Regions from separate parts of the Homo sapiens genome. Here region 2 is linked to region 1. Evidence: chromatin loops called from intact Hi-C (ENCODE). Cell type or tissue: Calu3. All regions are shown on one strand. Each heading gives the region's core, and the rest is flanking DNA. Links, peaks and the distances in the headings are about the cores only.

Region 1 (8,412 bases), core at 2,176-7,175:
ATCAACACGTTGGCAGCTGGGATGCATTTGGACACCTTCATGTCACATTATCCTTCATTTACTTACGTCTACGGTATTTCTATATATGTCCTATCTATCTCTCTGCTACCAACAAAGGATTATAGGAAGTTATTTGTTCATTTAAAACAGTCAATATATCTCAAGTGTAATTACATAACTTACCACAACCTCATAATTCAGACTGAAAAAACAATAAGAATTACTAAAATTTATTTTTAAAAATATGTTAAGTACTTGAAAGCTTATTAATATCCAGTAAAAATATAAATGGTACCACATCCAGATCTTTTAATAAAAAGTTGAAACTGATTTCTAATTCTAAAAATTATTGATATATAACTTATGCTTAAAAGTTTGGAAAAAATTAGTTATTTCACTGTGTTCATTAATAATTTCTCTAAGAAACACACTTTAGATTCAAGGACACACATGGGCTGAAAGTGGAAGGAGGGAAAAAGATATTCCATGCAAATGGTAATGAAAAGGAAGCAAGAGTGGCTGTATTTATATCAGACAAAGTAGACTTTAAGTCAAAAACTGTCTGTAGAGACAAAGAAGATATAATGATAATTATATAATGATTACATACTGATAAAAGGGTCAATTCAATAGGAAGACATGGTGATTATAAATATATGTGCAGCCAACATCAGAGCACTTAAGTATATAAAACAAATATTAACAAATCTGAAAGGAGAAATTGACAGCAATACAATGATAGTTGGCTACTCCAGTACCCCACTTTCAATAATAGACAGAACATCCAGACAACATCAATTTAAAAAACAGCAGACTTAACACTGTAGACTAAATATATCTAACAGACATATACAGAACTTTTCACAAAAAGCAAAACAGTAAACATTCTTCTCCAGCACACATGGAAAATTCTCCAGGATATATCACATGCTAGAACACAACACAAACCTTAATCAATTTTTTATTTCAACTTTTATTTTAAATACAGGGGTTACATGTGCAGAATTGTTATGTCAGACTATTGCATAATGCTGAGGTTTGGCGGACAAATCCCAACATTCTGGTGGTGAGCAAAATGCCCAATAGGTAGTTTTTAAACCCACCCTCTAGTAGTGCATAGTGTCTATTTTTCTCATATTTATGTCCATGTGTGCTGAATGCTTCACTCCTACTTACAAGTAAGAACATGTAGCATTTGGTTTTCTGTTTCTGCATTAATTTGTTTATGATTCATGGCCCCCAGCTCTATCTACGTTGCTGAAAAGGACATGACTTCATTCTTTGTTATGGCTACATAGTAGTCCATAGTATATATCTACCACATTTCCTTTATCCAATCTACCATTGATAGGAGCCTGGGTTGATTTCATGTCCTCACTATTGTGAATAGTGTAGAAATAAGCATATGAGTGCATGTGTCTTTTTAGTACAATAATTTATTTTCTTTTAGATATATACCCAGTAACGGGATTGTTGGGTCAAATGGTGACTCTGTTTTAAGTTCTTTGAGGAATCTTCAGACTGCTTTCCACAGTGAAATAACTAATTCATATTCCCATTAACCGTGTGTAAGTGTTCCCCTTTCTCCACAACCTCTCTAGGATCTGTTATTTTTCTGACTTTTTAATAGTAGCCTTCCTGACTAGTGTGAGATGGCATCTCATTGTGGTTTTGATTTGCATTTCTCTAATGATTACTGATGCTGAGCATTTTTTCATATGTTTGTTGGCCACATGTATGTCTTCTTTTGAGAAGCGTCTCTTTATATCCTTTGCTCACTTTTTAATGGGGTTATTTGTTTTTCGCTTCTTGATTTGTTTAAGTTCCTTATAGATTCTGGATACTAGGCCTTTGTCAGATTCACAGTTTGCAAATATCTTCTCTCATTCTGTAGATCATCTGTTTCTTTTGCTGTGCAGAAGCAATGTTTAATTAGGTTCTACTTGTCTACTTTTGGCTTTGTTGCAATTGCTTTTGGGGACTTAGTCAAAAATTCCTTGCCAAGGCTAACATCAAGAAGAGTATTTCCTAAATTTTCTTCTAGGATTTTTATAGCTTGAGGTCTTACACTTACAACATTAATCCATTTGAGTTAATTTTTGTATATGTTGAAATGTAGGGGTACAGCTTCAAAATTCTAAATATGGCTAGCCAGTTATCCCAGTACCATTTGTTGAATAGGGATTCCTTTTCCCCTTGCTTGGTTTTATCAACTGTGTTAAAGATCAGATTGTTGTAGGTGTGTGGCTTTATTTCTGAGTTTTCTATTCTGTTCCATTGGTATGTGTCTGTTTTTGTACCTGCACCAAGCTGTTTTGGTTTCTGTAGCTTTATGGTATGGTTTAAAATCAGGTAGTGTGATGCCTCCAGCTTTGTTCCTTTTGCTTAGGATTGCTTTGGCTGTTCTGGCTATTTTTTGGTTCTATATGAATTTTACAATAGCTTTTTTTTTAATTCTGTGAAGAATGACATTGGTAGATTGGCAAGAATAACACTGAATCTGTAAATTGCTTTGGGGAGTATGACAATTTTTACAATATAAATTCTTCCAATCAATGAGCATGGGATGTTTTTTCATTTATTTTCATCATCTCTGATTTCTTTCAACAGTGTTTTGTAGTTGTCCTTGTACAGCTCTTTCACCTTCTAGGTTAGTTGTATTCCTAGGAATTTGATTTTCTTAGTAACAGTTGTGAGTGGGATTGGGTTCTTGATTCACTCTCAGCTTAGATGTTTGTAGCGTATAGACATGCTACTGAATTTTGTACATTGATTTTGTATCCCAAAACGCTATTGAAATCATGTATTTAAATGATTAAATAATCATTTAGGAGCCATTAAATCTTCTTGGAGCCTCTTGACTGAATCTATGCGGTTTTCTAGGTATAGAATTCTATCATCTGTGAATATAGATCTTTTAACTTCCTCTATTCCTATTTGGATGCCTTTCATTTATTTTTCTTGCCTGATCGCTCTGGCTAAAATTTTCAGTGCTGTGTTGAATACAAATGGTGAAAGTGGGCATTCTTGTCTTGTTCCAGTTCTCAAGGAAAATAGTTCAAGCTTTTGCCCATTCAGTATGACGCTGGTTGGCTCTGGATTTGTCATAGATAGCTCTTATTATTTTGAGGTATGTTCCTTTGATGTCTAGTCTGTTGAGGGTTTTTATCATGGAAGAATGTTGGATTTTATCAAAGGCTTTTTCTACATCTGCTGATATGATCATATGATTTTTGCTCTTTATGTGGTGATGTTGACCCAGCCTTGCATTCCAGGAATAAAGCCTGCTTGATCATGGTGTATTAACTTTTTGATGTGCTGCTGGATTTGATTTGCTAAGGATTTTTGCATTTATGTTCATGAGGAAAACGGGTCTGAAGTTTTCTTTCTTCATTGTGTCTTTGCCAGACTTTGGTATCAAGCTGATGCTGGCTTCATAGAATGAGTTATGAGGGAACTGCTCACTTTTAATTTTTTGAACAGTTTCAGCAGGATGGGTATCAGTTCTTTGTAGGTGTGGTAGAATTTAACTATGAATCCATCCATCTGGCCCAGGGCTTTTTTTGGTTGGTACGTTCTTTGTTGCTAATTGAATTTCAAAAATAGATAATGGTCTATTCGGATTTCAATCCCTTCCTGATTCCATTTTGGGAGACTGTGCACTTCCAGGAATTTATCCATTTCTTCTAGATTTTCTATTATTGATACGTGTGCATAAACTTGTTCACAGTAGTCTCTGAGGATCTTCCGTATTTCTGTGGGATCAGTTGTAATATCATCTTTGTCATTTCTCATTGTGCTTATTTGGATTTACTCTTTCTTTTTCTTTGTTAATCTAAATAGGGTTCTATCAATTTGAATTATTTTTTCAAAGAACCAACTCTTGGTTTCACTGATCTTTTGTATGGATTTTTGCATCTCAATTTCATTAAGGTCTTCTCTAATTTTAGTTATTTCTTTTCTTCTGCTAGCTTTGGAGTTGGTTTGTTCTTTTTTTTCCATAGTTCCTTTAGGTGAAAAGTTAGATTGTTAATTTCACATGTTTCTAATGTCTTTATGAAGGCATTTAGGGCTATAAATGTTTCTCTTAACACTGCTTTGGCTCCATCTCAGAGATTCTGGTTCTCTGTATTTCTTGGATTTGCATGTTGAACTCTCTTACAAGATTATGAAAATTTTCATGGACTATATTCTCAAATATATTTTCCAAGTTGCTTATTATCTCTCCTTCTGCCTCAGGAATGCCAATGAGTTGTAGATTTGGTCTCTTTACATAATTTCAAATTTCTGGAGGTTTTATTCATTTTTCTTAATTTTTGTCTGAGTTGATTCAAAGAACCGGTCTTTGAGCTCTGAGATTCTTTCCTCAGCTTGGTCTATTCTGCTGATACTTCTGATTGTATTCTGAAATTTTTCCACTCAGGAAGTTCAATTGGGTATTTTTTTTTTTTTTTTGAGACGGAGTTTCACTCTTGTCACCCGGGCTGGAGTGCAATAACGCGATCTCGGCTCACTGCAACCTCCGACTCCCGGGTTCAAGTGATGCTCCTGCCTCAGCCTCCTGAGTAGCTGGGATTACAGGCACCTGTCACAAAGCCGGCTAATTTTTTGTATTTTTGGTAGAGATGGGGTTTCACCATGTTGGCCAGGCTGGGCCTCGAATTCCTGACCTCAGGTGATCCACCCGCCTTGGCCTCCCAAAGTGTTGGGATTACAGGCGTGAGCCACTGCACCCTGCCATTGCTAAAGTTCTTATGCTGATTATTTCTCATTTGGAGGGCTGGTATTCTTTTAATTGTGGTGTAAATTGCGTATAGTCTGTTGGCTTCATTTGTGGACGTTTTCAGGGAATTAAGACTCTGTACAGGGTCTTTGTGGTAGAATTTATGTTCTTGGTTTTGTAGGAAGGAGAATTAGTAAAGTGATTTTTTTGTGTGTGTTGTAGTTTGGGCGGCAATCCAGTAGATGGTGCTTGAGAGCAATGGACAATAGGCTCCTATTCAGCCATTTGGCTCCTCTGGTGTTTGTAGCTGTGTCATGCGGTTTGAAGGGGAGACAGATGACACCCTCGCCAGGTCTACTCTGGGACTTAAGGCGGCCACCTCCAATCACTGGCACTATGCCCGTCATGTTGCTACTGTTGTTCTTATGTCTTTGGGGTCGCTGGTCTCCCTTGGGCAGAGGTCTGGTAGGGAAATACACCACACCCTTACCATACCAACTCTGTGGAGGGAGGCATGGCTAGGTCCCATATCAGTTTGCAAACCTGTGTGACTCAGCCATCTCAGATTTCTGAAAGTGTAGTCTCCTCCCCCATTCAACTGCCAAGTGCAGATCCCAGGTTGGCACTCCTGAACCACAGGCTGCAGTTCTGAGGCTACAGGACCCACTTGGGCTCCTTCCTCCAGATGCACTGGGTTGAGTTTCAGGTGCAGTGTGGGATCTGAAGGGCTCCCATGCTGCGGGAATGCACTCAGGTGGTGCAAAGCACCAAGGCTGGGCAGGAGGCTGCGCTGTGTACATGCTTCTACCCCACAGCGAGGCAGGAGCCCTGGGAAGGGCTGGCGGGCCGTCATCGGGCCTGCAGGACAGATGTGCTCCAATCCTGCAGGGAAGCAGGCTCTGCTTTGTCCCCAGCAGTTAGCTGGAGCCATAGCCTCTCTGAGGGAGGCTGGTAGCCCTGGCGTTGGGCACGTATGTCCAGGCTTTACCAGAGCTGACCCATGTTCCAATATTCCTGGCTCTGTGCCTACTACAGCTTCATCTCTGTCTAATCTCCAGGGAGATGCCCCTGCCAGCTCACAAGTCAGTGTGGGTGTGGTGTCCCTTGCAGCTAGAACCCCAGAGGTCAATGATGGGAATGAGCAGACCCTCAGTCCCTTCACTCACCCCTTCTCCCAGGTTTCATTCAGGACAGGGGACGGGCCATAGCATTCAGGCACTCCACCTGGGATTCCCAACTTCCTCCCTCTTCAGCCTTAACAGCTGCATATTTTTTTCCATCCACATTCAGTGTTATCTCTCCAAAGATCTGTTCAAATTATGTTGGTGTAGTTGAAATTGTGTTCTCTCTCTATAGGAGCAGCACTTCCTGGCTGCATCTAGTTGGCCATTTTGGAAACAGTCAATCAAATCACTCTTAAACTAGAAACATTTCCCAGATTCTGAGGTGTCCTGACTTCATAGTATGAATCTCCCTGTACCATTTCCCAGCTTCCAGGTGTCCTATCATTCTCCCTATGGATCTTCCAGTACCTGCAGGTCACAGGGCAACAGAGGCTGCAGGAGAGTTACCTAAGGCCTCCTGGATCAGAGGACATGGAATAGTCTTAAAAATCTAAGATAATAAAATTATACCAAGTATCTTTTCCAATCACAATGGAATGAAACTAGAAATTGTAACAGCAAGAAAATTGACAAATATATGAAAATTAAGTAAGACATTCAAACAACCATTGGGTCAATTAGAAAATCAACTGGGGAATTTTTAAAATATCTGTAATCAAACCAAAACAAAAACGCAACTTTCCAAAATTTTGGGGATGCAGCAAAGGCAGTTATTAGAGAAAGATTTATACCAATAAATGCTTACATCTAAAAAGAAAAACATCTCAAAGAAACAAACTAATTGTATACCTCAAGGAACTAAAAAGCAAACAAAACATTAAACTCAAAGTAAGCAAAAGGAAGGAAATAATTATAATCAGAGAAAAAACAAATAGAGAAAACAAAGACTACAGAAAAAATTCAAAAGTGAGTTTTTTTAAAAAAAAGTATATATATATATACACACTAAATCAACAAACCATTAGGTAGACTAAAAGAAAGAAAAAAGAGAGAAGACTCAAATAAGTAAAATCAGAAATGAGAGAGGAGACATTACAACAGATGCCTCAGAAATAAAAAGGATCATAAGGGACTATTATGAACAATTATAGTCCAACAAATTGGGTAACCTATAGGAAATAGATAAATTCCTAGAAGCATACAACTCATCTAGACTAAATCAAGGAGAAACAGAAAGCCTGAACAGACCAATAACAAATAGAGATGAAGTAGTAATCAAAAGCCTTTCAACAAAGAAAAGCCCAGGGCCAGATGGCTTCACAGCTGAATTCTACCAAAATTCAAGGAAGAATTCATACCAATACTTCTTAATCTCTTCAAAAAATAGAAGTAGAGGGTATATTTCCAAATTCATTTTATGAAGGCAGCATCACCCTAAAACCAAAGCCAGGCAAAGATACCACAAGAAAAAAACCTTCAGGCCAATATCTCTAATGAACATTGACGCAAAAATCCTCAATAAAATACTAGCCAACTAAATTCAACAACACATCAAAAAGATTATATACATGATCAAATGAGACTTATCCATGGGATGCAAGGTTGGTTTAACATATGCAAATCAATCAATGTGATATACCACTTTAACAAAAAGAAAGACAAAAACCACACGATCATCTGAATAGATGCATAAAAAGCATTTGACAAAGTTCAACAAACCTTTATGATAGAAACCCTCAACAAAATAGGTATAGAAGAAAAGTGCTTCAACCTAATAAAGGTCATTAATAAGAAGCTTACATGTAATATCATAATGAATGGGAAAAACTGAAAGCTTTTACTCTAAGACCCAGTACAAGGCAAGAATGTCCCTCTTGCCACTTCTATTCAATATAGTACTGGAAGAACTAGCAAGAACAATTAGACAAGAAAAAGAAATAATATAAATCCAAATCAGAAAGGAGTAAGCTTATCCCTATTTGCAGGTGATATGATCCTATACATAGAAAAGCCCAAAGATGCCACCCACAGCAAAACTTTTGGAATAAATGAATTCAGTAGAGTAGCAGGACACAAAATTAACACCAAAAAAATTTTTACATTTCTTTACACCAGTATTATTCTACCCGAGAAAGCAATCAAGAAAACAATCCTAATTACAATAGCATCAAAAAGATTAAAGAATTTAGGAAATAAGTTTAAGCAAGGAAGTGAAAGATCTGTGTAATGAAAACTATAATACACTAATAAAAGAAATTGAAGAAGAAACAAATAAATGGAAAGCTATCTCATGTGTATAGATTGGAAGAATTAATTTTGTCAAAATGCTCATATTACCTGAAGCAATCTATAGATTCAATGCAATCCCTATACCCCATCAAAATTTCAATAACCTTTTCACAGAAATAGAAAAAAATCCTAAAACTTGTATGGAACCATAAAAGACCCCAAGTATCCAGAACAATCTTAAGAAAAACAAATTTGGAGGTATCGCACTTCCTAATTTCAAATCATATTACAAATCTATAGTAATCAAAACATTATGGTGCTGGCTTAAAAACAAATACATAGATCAATAGAATAGGATAGAGTTCAGAAATGAACCCAAGCATATACAGTCAACTA
Region 2 (8,412 bases), core at 1,688-6,687, 240 kb after region 1:
ACTTACAATAGAGATAGGTCTCCATAAACCCATCATAAGCTGAAAATATCATTGTTGAAAATGAAAATGCATTTAATATACCTAACCTACTGAACATCATAGCTCAGCCTAGCCTGCTGTAAGCATGCTCAGAACACTTACATTAGTCTACATTTAGGCAAAGTCATCTAACACAATCCCTATTTTAAAATAAAGTGTTGAATATCTCATGTAATGTATTGAATATTGTACTGAAAGTGAAAAACGGAATTGTTGTATGGGTACTTTCAGTCTGATTTCTGCTGAACACCTATCACTTTTGCACCATCATAAAGCCAAAAACAATTGTTAAGCCAAACTATTGTAAAACGGGTACCATTTGTACACAGATCCCTTCATAAGCTGCTTATGACTTTCCAGGCTTACATCTCTCCACGTCCACATGACCTACCATATAGCCATTCCACACTGCCAACTCATACTGCTAAACCTTTGGACTTCCTTCCCCCTTCCTAGAATGGTCCACTCTGTCCCTTTTAGCTTCTGGATGCTCATCCTCCAAGTCTCAGGTTTCAGTTACCCTACATAGATGAGACTGGGCATGTTCAGGTTCGTATGGCTGTAGACATCAGTTACTCTACATAGAATTACTCTTTTCTCTGTTCTATCACTGTAGTAGCGCTTAATACATTGTACTCTAATTGATTAACATCTCTGAATCTTCAGCTCGATTACACCCTTAGTCATCTTTTTAACCCCATTACTTGGTACACTGCTGCCAAGCACTTATCATCACTCTGTTTTTCTCTTGGAGACAGAGTCTTATTCTGTCACCCAGGCTGAAGTGTAGTGTCATGATCATGGCTCACTGCAGCCTCAATCTCCCAAGCCCAAGTGATCCTCCTACTTCAGCCTCCCAAGTAGCTGAGACAACAGGCATGTGCCACCCTGCCCAGCTAGGTTTTGGTTTTGCTTTTGCCTTTGCTTTCACTTTTTAGTGACTGGGTCTCTCTATGTTCAGTGTTGGGTCTCTCTAGGCTGGTCTCAAACTCCTGAACTCAAGCAATCCTCATGCCTCAGCCTCCCAAAGTTCTGGGATTACAGGCATGAGCCACTGTGCCCAGCCAATTTACTGCTATTCTCACTAGATGTGTGTTTCTATTCCTGGGTTCTCTATTTTTGTATTAGTTTCTGGATTAGCTGGACTTCATCTGACTAGAGTTTTAAAAAAAAAAATTCTTTTTTTTTTAATTGTAGCTCTGAGGCATTTTATTATAAAAACTTAGTACTCATATATATAAACTAATATGAACTTAAAATTCATCATACATTTACTTCATTTTTTAGCTTGACCTTCTAGTAAATCTTTAGCTTCATTGATTTTGGCTGCTATATAAGGAGATCCTCCTTTGTCAGGATGATTTGAAAGCATAATTCGTCAGTGAGCATCTCTTATTTTCCCTTTATTGGCAGTAGGGCTTACACCTAGTATTAATGCTGCTTCCCGTTTTGTCATTTTGGGTTCAAACCCACCTCTATAATAGCCACCACTGAAGGCAGATTTTGGTAGGCTTTGAAAAACTTGTTTTACTTGAGGCTCCATATGCTTCATGGCTTGCAAAACATAACGGCCTGCAAATCCTGCAGCAGCAATGGTCAGTCCAACTGCTACCACTGTACTGGCCATGGCTTCGGCTGGGCTCCCTTGCTTCCACCAGGAGCACAGCTCATCCCAGCTCAGAGGGTGTGGCTAACACCTGCACGCCTCTACCAGAGAGCAACGCAACCCCTAAAAAAAAATTCTTAAATGTTTATCCCCTGAATACTTTATATTTGAATTATAACATAGATGAATATAATATTTTGTCCAAGAATGTGGTGGACACCTCTATTTCTTCCAGTGCTAAATGTTTCTGTAAAAAGTCTGACACAAGCTTGAATTTCCCCTTGTTAAGTAACTTGCTTTTTCTACTTGATGTCTGAAGAATTCTTTTTTGTTGTTAAAATCTTGATGCTTGGTAACATACAGGGCACTTCTCAATGTTGGTAATTCAGTATCAATTTTTCCTATTAGACGTGTGTGCTTTATTATGAAAGAGATTTTCCACTATTATATCTCTGAATACTTTTTCTCACCATCTGTTGTCTACTTCAGAGATGCCTATTGTTTTGTCAGTCATCCATGTCTACAGCCTCTTCCTAATTGCCTTCATCTCCATCTTGCTTCTCATTCACTGTAACTTATGCCTTTTTTCCATCACATTAATTTAAATTTTAACTATGTCTCTTCTGCTTTTTATTCTTTTAATATATTTATTAGATTTAAAATTCTGCTTTACATCTGAGTTTCCTTGACCTTGCACTTCCCTTTTAATTTCATTCTGTTGTTTTATATTCTTGTCTTTTAAACTTTCATTTCACTGAATTTCTATTTGTGAAAAATTCTTCTACAGCAAGAGACATTAACAAGGAAACAGTTTCTGTTACAGAAATTATTATTTTTCTTTTCCTTTTTTTTTTTTTTGTTGACAAGGCTGGAGTACAGTGGCGCGATCTCAGCTCACTGCAACCTCTGCCTCCTGGGTTCAAGGGATTCTCCTGCCTCAGCCTCCCAAGTAGCTGGGATTACAGGCACCCACCACAATGCCCGTCTAATTTTTTGTATTTTTAGTAGAGACAGGGTTTCATCATGTTGGCCAGGCTGGTCTCAAACTCCTGACCTCAGGTGATCCACCCGCCTCAGCCTCCCAAAGTGCTGGGATTCTGGGATTACAGGCATGAGCCACCACACCCAGCTTTCTTTTTTCTTTTTTCCTTTTTTTTTTTTTTTTTTGTTTAGGCAGGGTCCCACTATGTCACCCAGGCTGAAGTCTAGTAGCATGATCGCAGCTCACTGTAGCCTCCAACTCCTGGGCTCAAGTGATCCTCCTACCTCAGCCTCCCGAGTAGCTGGAACTACAGGCATGCACCACCACCTCCAGCTAATTTTTGTACTTTTTGGTACAGATGGGGTTTTGCAATGTTGTCCAGACTGATCTCAAACCCCTGAGCTCAAGGTATCCTCCCACCTCGACCTCCCAATGTGCTGAGATCACAGGCATAAGCCACTGCGCCCGGCCAGAAATTATGATTTCTTATAGATGATTTCATCATTTCTCTTTCACATGTATGTTTCTCTCAGTCTCTCTCTGACTCTGTCTCTTTACATTTGTCTTTTTCTGTAGTATTTTTGCAGAGTTTTATGCCATTTCCTTTCATCTTGCATATGCTTATATAGGCAACACTGTACAGACATTATTTGCTCTAATATAGTGTGTTTTGCAATCATTTTTACTTGTTTATACACAGTCTTTCATAAAGGTCATGCCAGAAGATTTAACTCTGCTAATGTCTGTAAGAAGAAAATAAAAAATAATCCTTTTAAACATGACACAGTGCTACACATATTACACTGATTTACTGTAATTTATTTATGGTGGGCACTAAGATGTAGTGGTTAGGAGAGCCGGCTCTGGGACAAACTGTGTAGGTTTAAACCTGTATATCTTGGACTACTAAATCATTTAATCTATCTAAGCCTCAGTTTCCCAGTCTCTAAATTGGGACTAATAAGAACACCCAATCTCATTGTTAGGGGGAACAAATGAAACAAAGCATGAAAAACACGTAGGAGGCACTTCATATTTGTTAAATTAATAAATGAATACATATTCTCCAAATAAAACTTTTAAACATTACAATATATTTTCAGTTTCAGTTTGAATAGCTTGATTCTAAATTTGGCTAAATTTATGAATCAGTGCCTTTATTAGTTTTTGATACAAGTGCAGCTGTCTCATGCAAAGATGTACGTTTTAAACAGCAGCAATATTTTTGCTTGATGCCATTGAGAAATTCAAAGAGGCGGCTTGCCATCTAGTGGAAACCTGTTAAATTCCAATGCTTCTTCTGAGTCTGGCAAATTCATAGATTAAGGTAAATTGTTCATTTTAATATGTTCTAGAGAAACTTCCTTTATATACCTTGTTTGTGCACATTTATAGGAGGGAAATGCCCTGTGGTAGAACAAAATAATAATACTACTAACAGTAATAATAATCAACTTGAACTGTCCTCTGATCGAATGGGATTGGCTTTACAAGATAACATATATTTCATAGCATTCTCAAGTCAGACTTGAAACAAAATTCCAGAAATTAATTAGCAAGAGAAAAGGCATACTTGTTTAAGAGATGTCAGAATTTCTTTCACAGTGCTCATGTAGAAAGGCCATGAATGGCCGGGCACGGTGGCTCATACCTGTAATCCCAGCACTTTGGGAGGCCGAGGTGGGCAGATCACGAGGTCATGAGATCAAGACCACCCTGGCCAATATGGTGAAACCCCGTCTCCACTAAAAATACAAAAATTAGCTGGGCGTGGTGGCGCATGCCTGTAGACCCGGCTACTCGGGAGGCTGAGGCAGGAGAATCACTTGAACCCAAGAGGTGGAGGTTGCAGTGGGCCAAGATCGCGCCACTGCACTCCAGCCTGGCAACAGAGTGAGACTCCGTCTCAAAAAAAATAAAAGAAAGAAAAAAAAGAAAGGCCACGAATATAAATGGCCTCATGCTCCCAGGTCTGTTTCTGATTTTAAGGCCCAATTTCTTTGTTTCCATGAGTAACTTCCTTTTCTTCTCCCTACATTTATCTTTTTTTTTAATATAAAAGCCTGATCAGAAACTTCCAACCTATTTCGTCCTCCTAAAGCATTTCCTTTTACTATCAAAAGATATCCTAAACAATGTTCTTTTTTCTTAACAGATTGGCAGGTTTAATAAGTATTTCTGGGTTAAATATTATTCCTTTAATCACCACAGAGCTAAAACCCTGAAGTAGCCAAGTCTTATGAAACTACCCCATATCTCAAGAAACAAATTACACTGGCAGGGTCGTGAGCTGTGGCAATGATGTACAATTCTTGGGTCAAAAAGGTAACCAATCTACATGTTGAGTAAGGTCCTCTCTCTAAAAAGGTTCAAACTTGACAAAGTTATGGATGATAATTCTTAAAAGAGGTAAGTAAGTGGATTCCATAAAATTATTTGAGAGGTTAATGGTTTTAAAATATAATGAAGCAAGAGCTATGGTTAGGAGGGAAAAAAATGTATTGGTGAGACCAGGGAGAGAAACACATTTGGGCAAAGCATGTATTAGACGATGGTTCTAAGAACCTTCTGTCTTTTCAAAGCAACTTTTGAGTAGGGCTATTTTTGACTTTCATCTACATACTGAGCTGATCCATCCATAAACCAAGCTTGAGTTTTTTTCTTTGTGCTTTGGGTAGAATCCTCCATAGAACCACAGGCATGAGATGAATGAAAGGGCACTGTTAAAACAGTGATAGGTGCCATGGGGGTCTGTAATACCTACTCGTGAAGCTTGTTTGAGCCATCTGGTTATGATTATACTTGCTCCTAAATGTACCAACTCCATCTTGCAATGTACTGTTGCTTGGGCTATCTGACCTTTCTATTTGGTAAGTCTGATAGGACCCAGCTCATGATGGGAATTTATATAATATATACATGGTTACTTGATACTCCATGGTCAGGCATCCTGTCTCCACCAGGGTTCAGGAGCACATCAAAAGGTATATCATTCTCTACCAAAAATGGCATTGCCTTGCTCCAAAAACCAAGGGACTAACATTATAATTTGCCCACTGGGACTTGCAACAAACTCCACATAGAATCTTGTCTTATCACTTACACCTTTATGATCATAAATTCTGCTAAATTGTATGACCCAAGTGACAGGGCTGCTTGCACCCCAGCCTGGATCTGTTGCTATTTCCTACTCCTGATCTGATTTAAAGTTGGCAGCATTTTATGTCATCCAGTATGTTGGCTGGAGAAGTATCCCTAGGTGTAGAAATGTGCTGCCTCCAGAACTCAGAGGCCCATCAGGGATTGTGCTTCTTTTTTAATGTAGGAGATACGAGATGCAATAATTTGTCTTTTATGTTAGAGGATATATACAGGCACAGCCCTGATCAATAAACCCCTAAAGTATTTACAGATGTAGCAAGCACTTATATCTTCATAGGGTTTGTCTCTCACACACTACAGCATATCCTGCCATTGCCTCCACTGTGCTAGCCCTCTCCTGCAAATCCAACTCAATCAAAATAATGTCATCAAAGTAATTGATCAGTGTAATGCCAAATGTCAAGAGGGTCCAGATCTCTTCAAACTGTATTATGACAGAGGACAAGAGGACTAAAAACAGCCCTGGGACAAACCTATAAACAAATATTATTGTCCATTCCATATGAATATAAACTGTTTCTTATTCTCTTATCTAATTGGAAAAGAACACATTTTCTGACCTTATCCTTAGCCCAGTGAGACTGATTTTGGATTTTTATCCTCCAGCACTGCAATAAAACAGATTTGTGTGGTTTTAAACTATGATGCTTGTGGTAATTTGTTACAGGAGCCATAGGAAATTGTTACAGCTAGAAATCTAGTTGATGTATGTCCCTGCCTACCACATGATGTTAAGCCATGAAGTCTCAGTCTTGGGTCTCATAGGAGATACATAAACTCCACTACAACACCTGTATAAAGAAGCCACTTTATTGGAAGAAAGAAAAGGAAGCTGGCAGGAACTAGAATTTCGTGAGATTAAACATTTAACATACTGTGTAAGTCATAAGCGAACAGTTTTTCATTCATCAGTAGGGGGCACTAGTGAACATCTGGAAATAGAGACAATATTGGTCTTGGGCAGTGGTAGCCAGACTTAAATGTAAAGAACTCCAAATGAAACCAGCTTAAACCTTAGATTCTAAGAGACTATTGGCTGACATCCAGAAATATCACCTACTGATAAGATCATCTAAAGATCCTTTACCTTATGCTTCATGGAACACCAAATCAGGAAAAACTGCTGTCAAAGACTTCTATAATCACGGGAATTGAGTATTCTACAAGACTACAATAGTACAGGTTCATCAATGGAGTTCCTCAAGGTTCATATTCTACTATGCCCTATATATTTAGGGTATGTTGGTCCAAAAGGTAAAACTCAACCAAGAATCACAGATATTGGATGTTAGTAACCAAGTTTAATGAAACCTTGGTTGGTTGAGATGAACTAGCATCATAAAGTTGGCAAATGTAGAATGAGAAGAGAACCCAAAAAATCCTGCTTCCAAGATAACAAAAGCTCATGTTCCTGCCATGTGTTCCTTTTGAATGGATGTGACATATGGAAGACCTTAGCTTTTTCCACTGTTTCCCATCTTTCCCATCTTTAAGAGCCTCAGAAAAATAGTTCTGGCTCTGAGGAAGTCATCCTAACAAAATGAATGTAAGGCTAACTATAGGAACCCCAAACTCCTAGAAGAGTTTTGAGCTTTTTGTTGCTTATCGATAAACTCATTCCTGCAGAGGGAAAAAAAATTCAAAATTGTTTCATCACAGGCAGAGTTTCTCTCTCACTGCCTCTCTCCTAAAACAGATGCAAAAATATGAGAAATTACTATTGGTTCAACTACCAGTTTAAAAAATTACACATTCATCTCTAGATTATGTTGATAAGAATAAAATTAATCTTTATATTTATGCTTTCAACCAAAACATAACCACTATTGAATCTTGGACATTAGTATGGCCTTGGCTTCTATTTTCCAAAGGAAGAAAAACATCTGCAGGAAAAAAAAATTTCCAAAGTACAGCTGGAATAAATTTTACATTTTTCTAATTCTGTTATCAACTCTCAGGTTTAGATAATCATAAACAAAACCCAAGAAAGTACTTCTATAAAAACTCCTCTTTAAGATGACTCAGGTAAAAAAATAATAATAAATGGGGGAGGCAGAGGAATGTTTTAGTTTTTATTTAAAAAATAAAACACTATATTATGACAGAATATTTTTTATTTTTTTAATAATAATTATTTTTTTTTTTTTGAGACAGAGTCTCGCTCTGTCACCCAGGCTGGAGTACAGTGGCACAATCTCAGCTCACTACAAGCTCCGCCTCCTGGGTTCACGCCATTCTCCTGCCTCAGCCTCCTGAGTAGCTGGGACTACACGTGCCTGCCACCATGCCCGGCTAATTTTTTGTATTTTTAGCAGAGACAGGGTTTCACCACGTTAGCCAGGATGGTCTCGATCTCCTGACCTCATGATCCGCCCTCCTCAGCCTCCCAAAGTGCTGGGATTACAGGCATGAGCCATCGTGCCCGGCCGAATATTTTTTATTTAAAAAAGAGATTTTTTTATTAAAAAAATAAACAGCAAAAGATACATTGTATTTAAATTTTAAAGAAAAACCTGCACAAAAGCACTGAAATGGCTGAGTAGAACTGTGCTCAACAACTGATTGGTCACACATAGATATGACTGTCATTAATATTCTAACCGTATCTATTAAACAGACAGAA

The links. Hi-C counts contacts between places; a loop is a spot of excess contacts. Peaks named below come from ENCODE experiments on the same cell type or tissue, not always from the same donor. Only the 100,000 strongest peaks of a DNase experiment are listed, where the experiment ranks them.
Region 2: it touches region 1 in a loop (6-fold over the local background); 8 of 110 quality-filtered maps call a loop at or near these places.

The regions. Positions count from the first base shown.
Region 1 is chr14:45,524,036-45,532,447 of GRCh38, reverse strand. All of the region lies in intron 2 of LOC105370476 (a long non-coding RNA gene), which reads right to left. Among named protein-coding and RNA genes, the nearest start is that of LINC02303, 190 kb to the left of the region's middle. In Calu3, for the core only: no CTCF peak of the experiment used is centred there; a DNase peak (open chromatin) is centred at 5,007.
Region 2 is chr14:45,283,290-45,291,701 of GRCh38, reverse strand. It overlaps the pseudogene DNAJC19P9. Among named protein-coding and RNA genes, the nearest start is that of MIS18BP1, 34 kb to the right of the region's middle. In Calu3, for the core only: no CTCF peak of the experiment used is centred there; no DNase peak of the experiment used is centred there.